Regions from separate parts of the Homo sapiens genome. Here region 2 is linked to region 1. Evidence: chromatin loops called from intact Hi-C (ENCODE). Cell type or tissue: PC-3. All regions are shown on one strand. Each heading gives the region's core, and the rest is flanking DNA. Links, peaks and the distances in the headings are about the cores only.

The links. Hi-C counts contacts between places; a loop is a spot of excess contacts. Peaks named below come from ENCODE experiments on the same cell type or tissue, not always from the same donor. Only the 100,000 strongest peaks of a DNase experiment are listed, where the experiment ranks them.
Region 2: a loop joins it to region 1, with 4 times the contacts of the local background. A loop is called at or near these places in 7 of 110 quality-filtered maps.

Annotation. Positions count from the first base shown.
Region 1 is chr15:38,193,596-38,198,985 of GRCh38, reverse strand. No RefSeq gene overlaps it. Among named protein-coding and RNA genes, the nearest start is that of SPRED1, 57 kb to the left of the region's middle. In PC-3, for the core only: no CTCF peak of the experiment used is centred there; a DNase peak (open chromatin) is centred at 3,265; H3K27ac peaks cover 2,891 bases.
Region 2 is chr15:38,245,028-38,250,417 of GRCh38, reverse strand. No RefSeq gene overlaps it. Among named protein-coding and RNA genes, the nearest start is that of SPRED1, 5.1 kb to the left of the region's middle. In PC-3, for the core only: no CTCF peak of the experiment used is centred there; a DNase peak (open chromatin) is centred at 2,867; H3K27ac peaks cover 2,050 bases.

The DNA.
Region 1 (5,390 bases), core at 160-5,159:
ACTTTATTTCATTTATGTCTTTCAGTTCTTAACAAAGATGAAAGAATATTTCCTTTTTAGGAAGTTTCCTTTTTAGGTCTCATTTCATACAGACAGCCCTTGAGTGAGAGTCCTTTGCTCCAAATGAAAGAAAATTTAGCTTTGAGTATGATCATTTCAGAATGATACTCTGAACAACATGAAAACTAATTGCTACCCAACAAAAAGATAAAGGATTGACCCAAATTTTCCTATCCCCCCCTTATTTCCAAATATTCTAAAGGTCCTCTCTGGTTCTCCCAGCCTACCATGATTAGTCCAAGCCCCTTTGCCTGCAATAATCACATGCTAGTTGTAAAAACATTAAAAAATGCTGATACTGTGACTGGTGAACAAAATCATCATTATTTGATGATGCCCAAATCTGTCTCAAACCACATTTTCTGCCATGGTGGTAAACATCTGACCTCTATTAGCATGTATTTTAAAAAGTTTTTTTTTGTTGTTTTTTTTGTTTTGTTTTTTTTTTGAGATGGAGTCTCACCCTGTCACCCAGGCTGGAGTGCAGTGGCGCATCTCAGCTCACCGCAAGCTCCGCCTCCCAGGTTCACGCCATTTTCCTGCCTCAGCCTCCCGAGTAGCTGGGACTACAGGAGCCCTCCACTGCGCCCGGCTAATTTTTTGTATTTTTACTAGAGACGGGGTTTCACCGTGTTAGCCAGGATGTTCGTGATCTCCTGACCTCGTGATCTGCCTGCCTCAGCCTCACAAAGTGCTAGGATTACAGGCATGAGCCACTGTGCCTGGCCTTAAAGAAGATAATTTTTAAGGGTGCAGTAAATATATGCTGAAAAGCTTGAAATCAACAACTGTGTTAGTCTCAAACAGCCTTCAGCTCCACAAGCACATTAGCAAACCAAAAAAACAGGGTTAGTGTAATATGTTTTAATACTTTTTGAAGAATGCAACAATCCCATAGGCCATTACTGACTAGAAATGGTGACATTTCACAAGTGTCCCAAACTTGGGATTTATTGAGCTTCTCCATAGTAGAGTGTCTTTTCAAACTTGCTTCTATTAGTTTTCATCATCGCTGTTTTCTTTATTATGGTTGTTTCCAACAGTTTAAATAGAAAAATGCTACACATATTTCAAAGTGAGGAGCCTTGTATAGACCGGCATATAAGCACAGGAAGTAGCATTTAAGCTACACAAATGTTTCCCAGCCCTTGCCACTGAATAGGCCCATTGTTCTCCATCCAAGCTGTACGTCATGATCATGTGTGGGGTTTAAAAAATATAGATTTCTAGGCCCTGCCTTGGAGATTCTCAGTTGTTCTGAGGTGGGGTTGGGGGATGGTCCAAACTTCTATAGTCAAAAAAAGTGCCACAGATGTTTCTGCTGCACAGTGATCGCTGAGGTCTTGGATTTAGTAAAGCAATACCAAGAATCTTAATTTCTTGTCTGTTATAAAATTTTTAAAAGGCAGTACCTACAAGTTAAACTTGGGTGAAAGTGCCAGTTCCACTGCTTACTGTGCAAACTTGGGCAAATCTCTTACTGTTTCTGAGCATCATGGTTTTCATCTGAAAAATGGGGAATCATAGTTTCCTAATGAAATGTGGTGAAGATTAAACGAGATAATGTATGTTACCTCATGTTCCCCAGTGCCTTAGTAAGCACATAATATGTAATAGTTATGATTTTATTCCCCTTTGTGTATGTCATCTGGAGAAATTTATACCTGAGAGATTGAATATGAGAGATTATTCTACCTACCTATGCCCAGGGGGACAAGGGGATCTATGAGAAACTAAAAATTGTAAAACCTGGCTGTTGACATCTAAACATTTGGAAATCAATGGCTAGTCATCTTTCCTACAGAAGGAAATGGAAAAATGAAACCACCCTTCTTCATTATGAAGGAAGATGCCTAAGAAGAATGGTTCTCTGAAAAACAAGATGTAACAATGGCTGCTGGTCATTGACCAACTTCAGCAGGAGAGATTGCTGATCTCTTGTTACTCTCAACTCCCACTGTGGGGGATGAGGCAGGTCTCTTCCCTATTCTCTTTTTCTACCATGGTTATTCCTGCTGCTTTGCCTTGGTTTTTCTGCTCTTCCCGTATCACTTAGATCCTATATATTCTTGTCTCTTTTGATCAGCCCAGCTTTCAGTGAAGCTTTTCTTGCCCCCATTTCTTGAACTTCTGTTGTCTTAACTAGTACCTTGAACTGTATTCATTTTATTATTTTGTTGTTGTTAGTCCTGTCTTTCCAAATGGACTTCAAATTTTCTGAGGGAAAAGATATTTTGCTAACTTTCATGTACATCTTCTTTCTTAGCCCAGCACACACAGCCATAGATGTAAAAGATTGCCTCATAAAAGCAAATCAGGTGCTGAAGAGAGTCATCTGTATGTGAAGCAGAGAGTCAATGAGGCCATCTTTAGTGGTTGGTGTGCTAGTGACTTAAGGTTCAATTTTAGCAGCTGTTCTTCACTTTCCAACAGGGATATATAAAACACACAGATTGTTATAACTCTCCTTTGACTTTCCTTGTTGATAAATTTAGATATAATATTTTCCTATTTTAAGTAGTGGTTCTCAACATTGTTTACACGTTAGAATCATCTGGAAAGCTTTAGAAAACCCTCATGTTCAGACTACACCACAGACCAATTAAATCAGAATTTCTAGGAGTGAAGCCAAGGCATCAGAATTTTTAAAAGCTTCCTAGGAGATTCCAATGTACAGCCAAGATTGAGAACCACTGTTTTAGATTAAACTATGTAAAATCTGATTAAGAGACCCCTAGATTGGAAACTGACAATAAACAAACATCCAGGTCTGGGATTTCTTAATGGGCTCCACTGGTGCTGTGGACTTCCTTCTCATTCTGACTGTTCTTTTCCTAAGCTGCCTTAAGGCACATTGTTCAGTGGATCCGAGACTCCGATTTGAGAACAAGCATAAGCAAGAAGTGAAACTCTTGCAGCAGGGTACGTGTACCTGCTGTTAATCTTGGATTGCTCATAGTCCTAAACGATGCCCATTATTCAAATCTCAAATTGAATGTTATTTCTTGATGGAGTCTTCTCTGACAACTCTCATATCCATTAATAGTTGAACACTAGTCATACTTTCTCAAACACTCTATTGTTTCCCTTTATAGCACTCATGATATACAGAAATTTTAATGGTTATTTGCTTAATATGTAATACACCACCTCCCCCTCCTCCTACCGCTGGGTTTTGAGCTCATGGATGGAAGAGACCATCTCTGCCTTATTCATTATTGTAAATTTGGCAGCCATCACAATGCATGTGGTAAGAGCTGAGTAAATAGTTGGTGAAGGAATAGAAATCAGAGTACTATTGTTAGATGAGTGTTTATTGACGGGGGAGAATGGTAGAGTCCGGTGCCTCTCTGTGGAGCATTCTATCAATTGTGAGATAGTGCAGAGTGGGGGCAATCTCAATTACCTAATTTTGACCAGTGATTCTCAAATATGGCCTGCTCAGGAGAATCACCGGGATGTTTTGTTGAAAGTACAGATGCCTATGCCTCATCTCCAAAAGATCTGATTTCAGTAGTGTGATGTCAGAGCTAGGAATAAGTTTGCCAGCTAAGTCTGATGCCCTCGGCCACAGTCCAGCATTTAGAAACTACTGCTTTAGCCATTGCCTGAAATGACTTTCAGAACCACTGTCAAATTTGGAGCCTGCATTTTCTGTAGCTCAGTTATTCTTTTGCTCTGTGATGAAATTATGAAGGTGAGGTTAAGGGTTTTCTTTGGAAGAGAGACACATTGCTTTATGCAACAACTCTGGAGGGATAATGCCCCCAGTGCCATCTACTCTGTTTATAATGTGGCTGGCTGAACTTATGGTTTCTTAGGAATCCATGTTCTAAAGCCTGATGGTAATATTAGAACTATGTCAATGTAACACTTTCCCCAAATGCTTGGAAAACTTAACCACGTAGGCCACGGTGTGTGGCTATACTGATCTCAGTGGCTGTACTCACACTGAAAAAAATATGTCAGCATTGGCCATATTTTTATATACCTAGATCTATTTTGAGAAACAGTCAACATGGGAAATATTACATTAAATATTCATGGCATTTGTGTTCATGCTGAAAAAAGTTACACAGATTATAAAACTTCAGTGACTCAGAAATCTCCCATCTATCAAACTCAACTAGCCAAAAAGAGCAAAGAAGGAAAAAATAAGCAAAAGAGAACTCCAGATATCAAAAATATGTGGAATTTTAAATAAAACCTATATGAACAAAAGTAAGACTTTTTTCTTTTTTTTAAAGTAGAATCCATTTACTCAGGATCTATTTGCTGTAACTTTAGACATAATCTAACTGCTTTGGGGAATCATGATGCAGGTACAGTAAACACAAGAATACCAAAATCATAGCCATGTAACACTTCTTGGGCTGAAACAGTCATTTGTTTCAGTGTCTACACTTTAATATTTAATAATTGATAATATTTACATGTGTTATATAATTTAATATTTATCATCAACAAAGAGAACTCCAGGGAAGATAATATTCCCATTCTACAGATGAGGAAACTGTGTGGCAGAGAGGTTAAAAAACTCAATGAAGTCATTCTGATTTCTAATTCAATAAACTTTCTGCTGTATTATGTTGCCTGATGGAGTTTCACTGTTTGTTGCCCAGGCTGGAGTGCAATGGTGCCATCCTGGCTCACTGCAACCTCTGCTTCCCAGGTTCAAGCAATTCTCCTGCCTCAGCCTCCCAAGTAGCTGGGACTACAGCTGTGCACCACCATGCCCAGCTAATTTTTTTTTTTTTAATTTTTAGTAGAGACAGGGTTTCACCATGTTGGCCAGGCTGGTCTCAAACTCCTGACCTCGGGTGATCCACCCGCCTTGGCCTCCCAAAGTGCTGGGATTACAGGAGGGAGCCACCTCACCTGGCCTTCCATTGCCTTGTAAAATAAAGAACAACTTTTGATAACCATGAAGAGAATCTAGAATCATCAAGAAAAGGTTGAAGTTTAGCATACTTAGTTTAAAAGTGTAGAATCATCTATGGTATTTTACAAATGTTTCCATTAACAATAGTTAAAATTAAATAACAATGTGTGAGTGCCTGAAGGAGTAAGTTTCTGTCATATGGAAAAATCACTTATGTGAAATCTTTACTTTGTAGGAATTCAGATGAAAAAGAAATACAAACATACTCACACATTTTTAAAACTGGACTTCTTGCCACTATGAGTCACCACCATTTTTTATGTGAATGTGGTGTGGCATGGGTTATTTATTATTTACATGGTTCACAAACCATTCTTCCGTGCTCAAAAATGGCCCAGGAAAGGAAGGGAAGGAGACAGCACCACTCAATTAAAACAAGAGATTTTTA
Region 2 (5,390 bases), core at 292-5,291, 51 kb before region 1:
TTACTGAAACTCTGGGCCTGCATAAAATGGGGATAATAGTACTTAACTTACACAGCTGTTGTGCTGATGAACGAGATAATAATATACAGAGTTACTTAGAACAGATTAAGAATTCACAGTAAGAATAAGTCCTAGTTCTTACTACTGTTTTGTCAGAGATAGTAATAAACTTCATGGCAAAATAGTGGCAGATGCTCTGAGGATTAAATGTAAAGCATTCAATATTCTTGTTCATGCATTCAACAAATAACTATCAGTTGCTAGACACATGGCCTGGTCCTTAGTAAGCCATTAATAAATGAAACTATCACAGTTATTATGATTAAGTAAATAGAAGGAAAGTCGGTCATTTGCAAAGGCCTTTATCTTTTGAAGATTTGCATCTGTTTGAGGTTCTAGTGTATCAAGGAAATTGTCAGTATAGTCTTTGGAAGAATCTTGGTTGTCATGAGCCAGGCACTGTGCTGGCTATTTCCACATTCCACATACACCACACACTGCTTACATAAAGGGAGCAAGATGTGATCAATAGCCCAAATTAATGCTTTAAAGATTGCTCTCAACTCCACGACCAAGACATAGTCAGCAAACCATCCACAGCCTTTGGTGGTCCTATGCCATTTCTAGAACACTTTTGTGCCCTTTTTTCAACAACGCATTTGTAGTTCTCTCACCCAGTTGTTAAAGATCTCACCAACTTTTTAAAAATTTGCTTTGGTTTAGCAGAGCTCAGAGTCTTCTACTCTGAAGCAGTCAGAAATGGTGCTACTGCTCAGAGCCAAGGGATCTTCTAGTCTGACTGTCAATCACTGGCTGCTCTATACTCAGGAGGCCTCGACTTATCTATCCGGGTGTCTGGACCTTAAGAGTAAAGAGACGTACCAACCAAAGACAATGTGTGAGATCTTATTTGGATCGTGACTTAAATATTTTTAAATTTGGGACAACTGGAGAGATTTGAACATTAACTGGAGATTTGATGAAAACAAGGAATTTTTTTTAAGTATTGGTTTATGGCAACATTTTCTTCAAGTCCTTACCTTTCAGAGATATGTACTAAAATATTTACAGATGAAACGTTATGCTTCAGAATAATCCACTGGGGTGAGGAGTAGGAAGAATGGGTAAGGATATAGATGAAACAAGATTGGTTATAGATTAATGATGAATACATTCTCTTTACTATTTTATAATTTAAAATGTTCTATAATAATTTTTTTAAAATACACTGCAAGTACTTAAAATGCAGATTCCTAGACCCCAGCTCAGAAATTGTGATCACTAGGTCTATGATGGGGCCATGCTTTTGTAAGTATGCCAGGTGCTTGGCCCTTTTTAGTCCTTCATCATCTACTCCCCCTTTCCTTAAAACCATTTTTGTCATCCTGTCTCCCAGCACATCCGTGATTGAAAGCTGTGTTCCAGCTAAACACAAAAAAGGGTGGCCAGTGGTATATCATAAGCTTAGATAGACACTGGTCAAGGCCAGAGGGATAGTTCAGTTAGGAAAGGGGATCCAGCCAGATGTGAGAAGCTAAATACAGATCACAGTTTTGTCTTAAGCTCCAACTCCATTCAGTTGGTACTAATCAAGAAGAATTCTATGGCCACATTCGGGCTCAGCAAGAAAGGAGATACTTATATTTGCTCAGTTGTGTTTTCTAGGTAGCCCTGTGGGAAGGAAGCTAGTCACAATAGCTGGTTATCACAAGTGACTATCTGTATTATTGTCCTCAGCTTTAGGAATTAGCCACAACCATTTAATGACCTGTTCGAGGTAATTAATTATCAATAGGATCCATGGGCCAAAGAGGGAGGAACAAGAGAACAATTGCCAAGTAATTGCCAGTATAGGATATGATCCAAGTTAAGAAGGTACAAGTGGATTCTGAGTTCCATGTAGGTATCAGGCCAGGGTTTATTCACAAGGACAGCAAAAAGTAGGCTGTCCTCACTGAGACACTGGCAGATGGCATGCTATTTTCCTATTCAAAGTTTCTTTTCTTTTTTTCACATTGCTCAGCCCATAGTAATCATCTTTCTTATGAGTTCAGAATTGGTCTTCTCAGATTCTTTTATTTTTGCCTTTGCTGTTTATACTTGTGTTGATAATTATTATTTTTGCTGATTCATTTTTTATGAGTTTATATTTGTTTTCCCAATTAAATTTTAGTGACTTGAAGGTAGGGGCTGCCCTTTATATTTTTTGGCATCCTTTTTAGCAGTGGTCGTAAGTAATAGAGGCTTTTTAGGTAAAATACTATACCAGAGCCTTGACTATATATAAAAATGAAGCTATACTGACTGGCACTGGAGTTGAAATCAGGAATCCCCTCTGGCTTACTATTGGGACTTAATACTATTGCAGTTTAGCATTTCACATACACTGTGCCTTGCACCAGAAGCTCTCATCAGATATTTGTATTCTTGAGAAGCCAAAAGAGGAGACAGCCATGCCAACATATGAGGTTCTAAAAGTACATAAAATACAAGTGCATATTTCCATTTCTAAAATTACCCTTAACATTACTCCTTAGCAGATGTTATTAAAATTTTGTTTTTTAAAACTGTAGTTAATGTGTGCCTTGATCAATCGGAACTTCCTATTTTCATCATGTACTTTGTTTAATAAATGATTTTTTTTCTTTAGTTTAACCAGTCTCTTGGCTAATGAGCCCTGCCTCTCAGTGGAATTACTAAGTGGTAACCATGTTTCTAAATAGTTTCCTTGCCTCTGGCATGAGTCTGCTTCCCCATCACTAGGATTCCCATGTTCTTCCAAACTAATGCAAAGTATAAAGGATAAGTATGCTGTTTTCCTTTTTTCCCTAAGGACGGCAATTGTTGGTTTGGCAGTATCCGGTGAGTGTGTAATCAGTTTACTTTTAATGCTATAACTGCCTTTTACAGGAAGTTTCCACAAGATTAGGATGAGTACAAGGGAAATGAGCAGTCTGCAATTTCCTTTATTTTCTGTATAATCTTAGCAGGGAGGATGCTTACCAGACCCCACACTACTAAATAAAGCACTTACCATTATTCTCCCAAATGGCTTTAGCATGCTCATTCTTTAACGGTTATGTCCCACTACAACAAATATGAAGGACTGAAATACCCATCATAAAATAATCCAAGGCCACGTGCAACACAAATTTAGTATGACAAAAGATTCTAGGTTGGTTCCTTGGATTTTGCTTTAAATATGGCATTGCTTTCCCTTTTAATGAGTACTAATTAACCATGGTATAGGATTACAACAGGATTACATTTGAAATACACATTGCCCTTCAGGAACTTACCTTCCTAACACCCTTCCCCAGTAGGTATTATTATTAACTCCAGGTTACAAAGAGACTTGCAAACTGAAGATCAGAGAGGTCCCAGAGGTTACACAATAGTAAAGGCATGGCTAGAGCTCAACCCCGTTTCATCCCCTCCTTCAAAATTCTGTGTGTGTGGGTGTGTATGTGTGTATGTTTCAATATTATAATTTCTCAAAGATGGGATATTTGGTGGGATAGACTTTCAAGTCATTATTACTTTGGATAATGATTTAACAGGAGAGTCCTACTTTTAGATAACGAAAGAATTAAATTCCTTGGCTATTATCAGCTGCCTTTTGTGGGCCTCAGGTACGTAAGTTCCTTTATACCATCAGTTCTTAGAGTAGGGTCTGGGGACATCTGGAGTCTCTTTTGTAAATTGGTTTCTAAATCTAGAGCCTTGATAGGAGGACTACTTCAATCAGAAGGCAAATAACATCTGGTTGTCTTTGGGTGATGCTAGCAGATATCGATGATCATGGTAACCACTAGCCATATGTGGCTGTTTATTCCTCAGGTATACTAGCCATGTTTCAAGTGCTCAATAGCCACAAGTGGTTAGTCGCTATCATATTGAACAATCTAGATATAAAACATTTCTGTCATCACGGGTTGTTTTCTTAGACACATGAATGTGCAAATGTGTTGCTGTAAATAACAAAAGTAGTTATCTTGTTATTAAAGTAGACATGTAACAAGGATTATGCTCTCAAATACATTATTAGTGTGAACTGGGGCACTGTAGATCATCTCTTCATTGCCATTAACTAAGGGTAAAAGGGAGGATAATTTCATAATTATCTTTGATGTATAAGTCTTTGATAAACCTACAGAACATATCTATACTGGGAAGCATAAATTCATTGACTGGTTTATTTTGTTAAAAAATGGTTTTTGTTTGTTTAGTTTGGGTTTTTTTTTTTTCTTCCTCTGTTGCCCAGGCTGGAGTGCAGTGGCACAATCTCAGCTCATTGCAATCTCCACTTCCCAGAGTCAAGCAATCCTCCCACCTCAGCCTCCAAGTAGGTGGGACTACAGGCACCCATCACCATGCCCAGCTAATTTTTGTATTTTGTAGAGAGGGGGTTTCGCCATGTTGCCCAGACTGGCCTCAAACTCCTGAGCTCAAGCAATCCATCTGTCTCGGCCTCCCAAAGTGCTGGGATTACAGGCGTCAGCCACCACACCCCGCATATAAAAATGTTTTGGCCAGGCGCTGTGGCTCACGCCTGTAATCCCAGCACTTTGGGAGGCAAGGCAGGCGGATCACGAGGTCAGGAGATCGAGACCATCCCGGTTAACATGGTGAAACTCTGTCTCTACTAAAAACACAAAAAATTGGCCGGGCATGGTGGCGGGTGCCTGTAGACCCAGCCACTCGGGAGGCTGAAGCAGGAGAATGGCGTGAACCCAGTAGGTGGAAATTGCAGTGAGCCAAGATCGCACCACTGCACTCCAGCCTGGGCAACAGAGTGAGACTCCGTCACACACAAAAAAATGTTTTAAGTGTTCATGTTTAATATTGCATATCCTTGCCACTCAAAGCTGCAAAGCTTCACCCGGAAGCTTGTTAGAAATGCAGGCCCTTGGGCTCCACTCCAGTCTTCCTGAATTAGAATCTGCATTTTAACAATACCGCCGTATGATTCATCTGTGCATTAAAGTTTAAGAAGCCCTATTGTAAGTAATCTCTTTATCTTTATTATTATTATTATTTGAGATGGAATCTCGCTCTGTTGCCCAGGCTAGAGGGCAATGGCGTGATCTCGGCTCACTGCAACCTCTGCCTCCTGGGTTTAAGCAATTCTCTTGCCTCAGCCTCCCGAGTAGCTGGGATTACAGGCGTGCGCCACCACACCTGGCTAATTTTTGTATTTTTAGTAGAGACAGGGTTTCACCATCTTGGCCAGGCTAGTCTTGAACTCCTGACCTCGGGTGATCTGCCTGCCTCCGCCTCCCAAAGTACTGGGATTACAGGCATGAGCCACCACACCTGGCCAGTAATCCCTTTATCTTTAATAGTGTCCCTTCCTAACCTTGTTCTTCAAGCTTGTCCAGCTTCCAAGT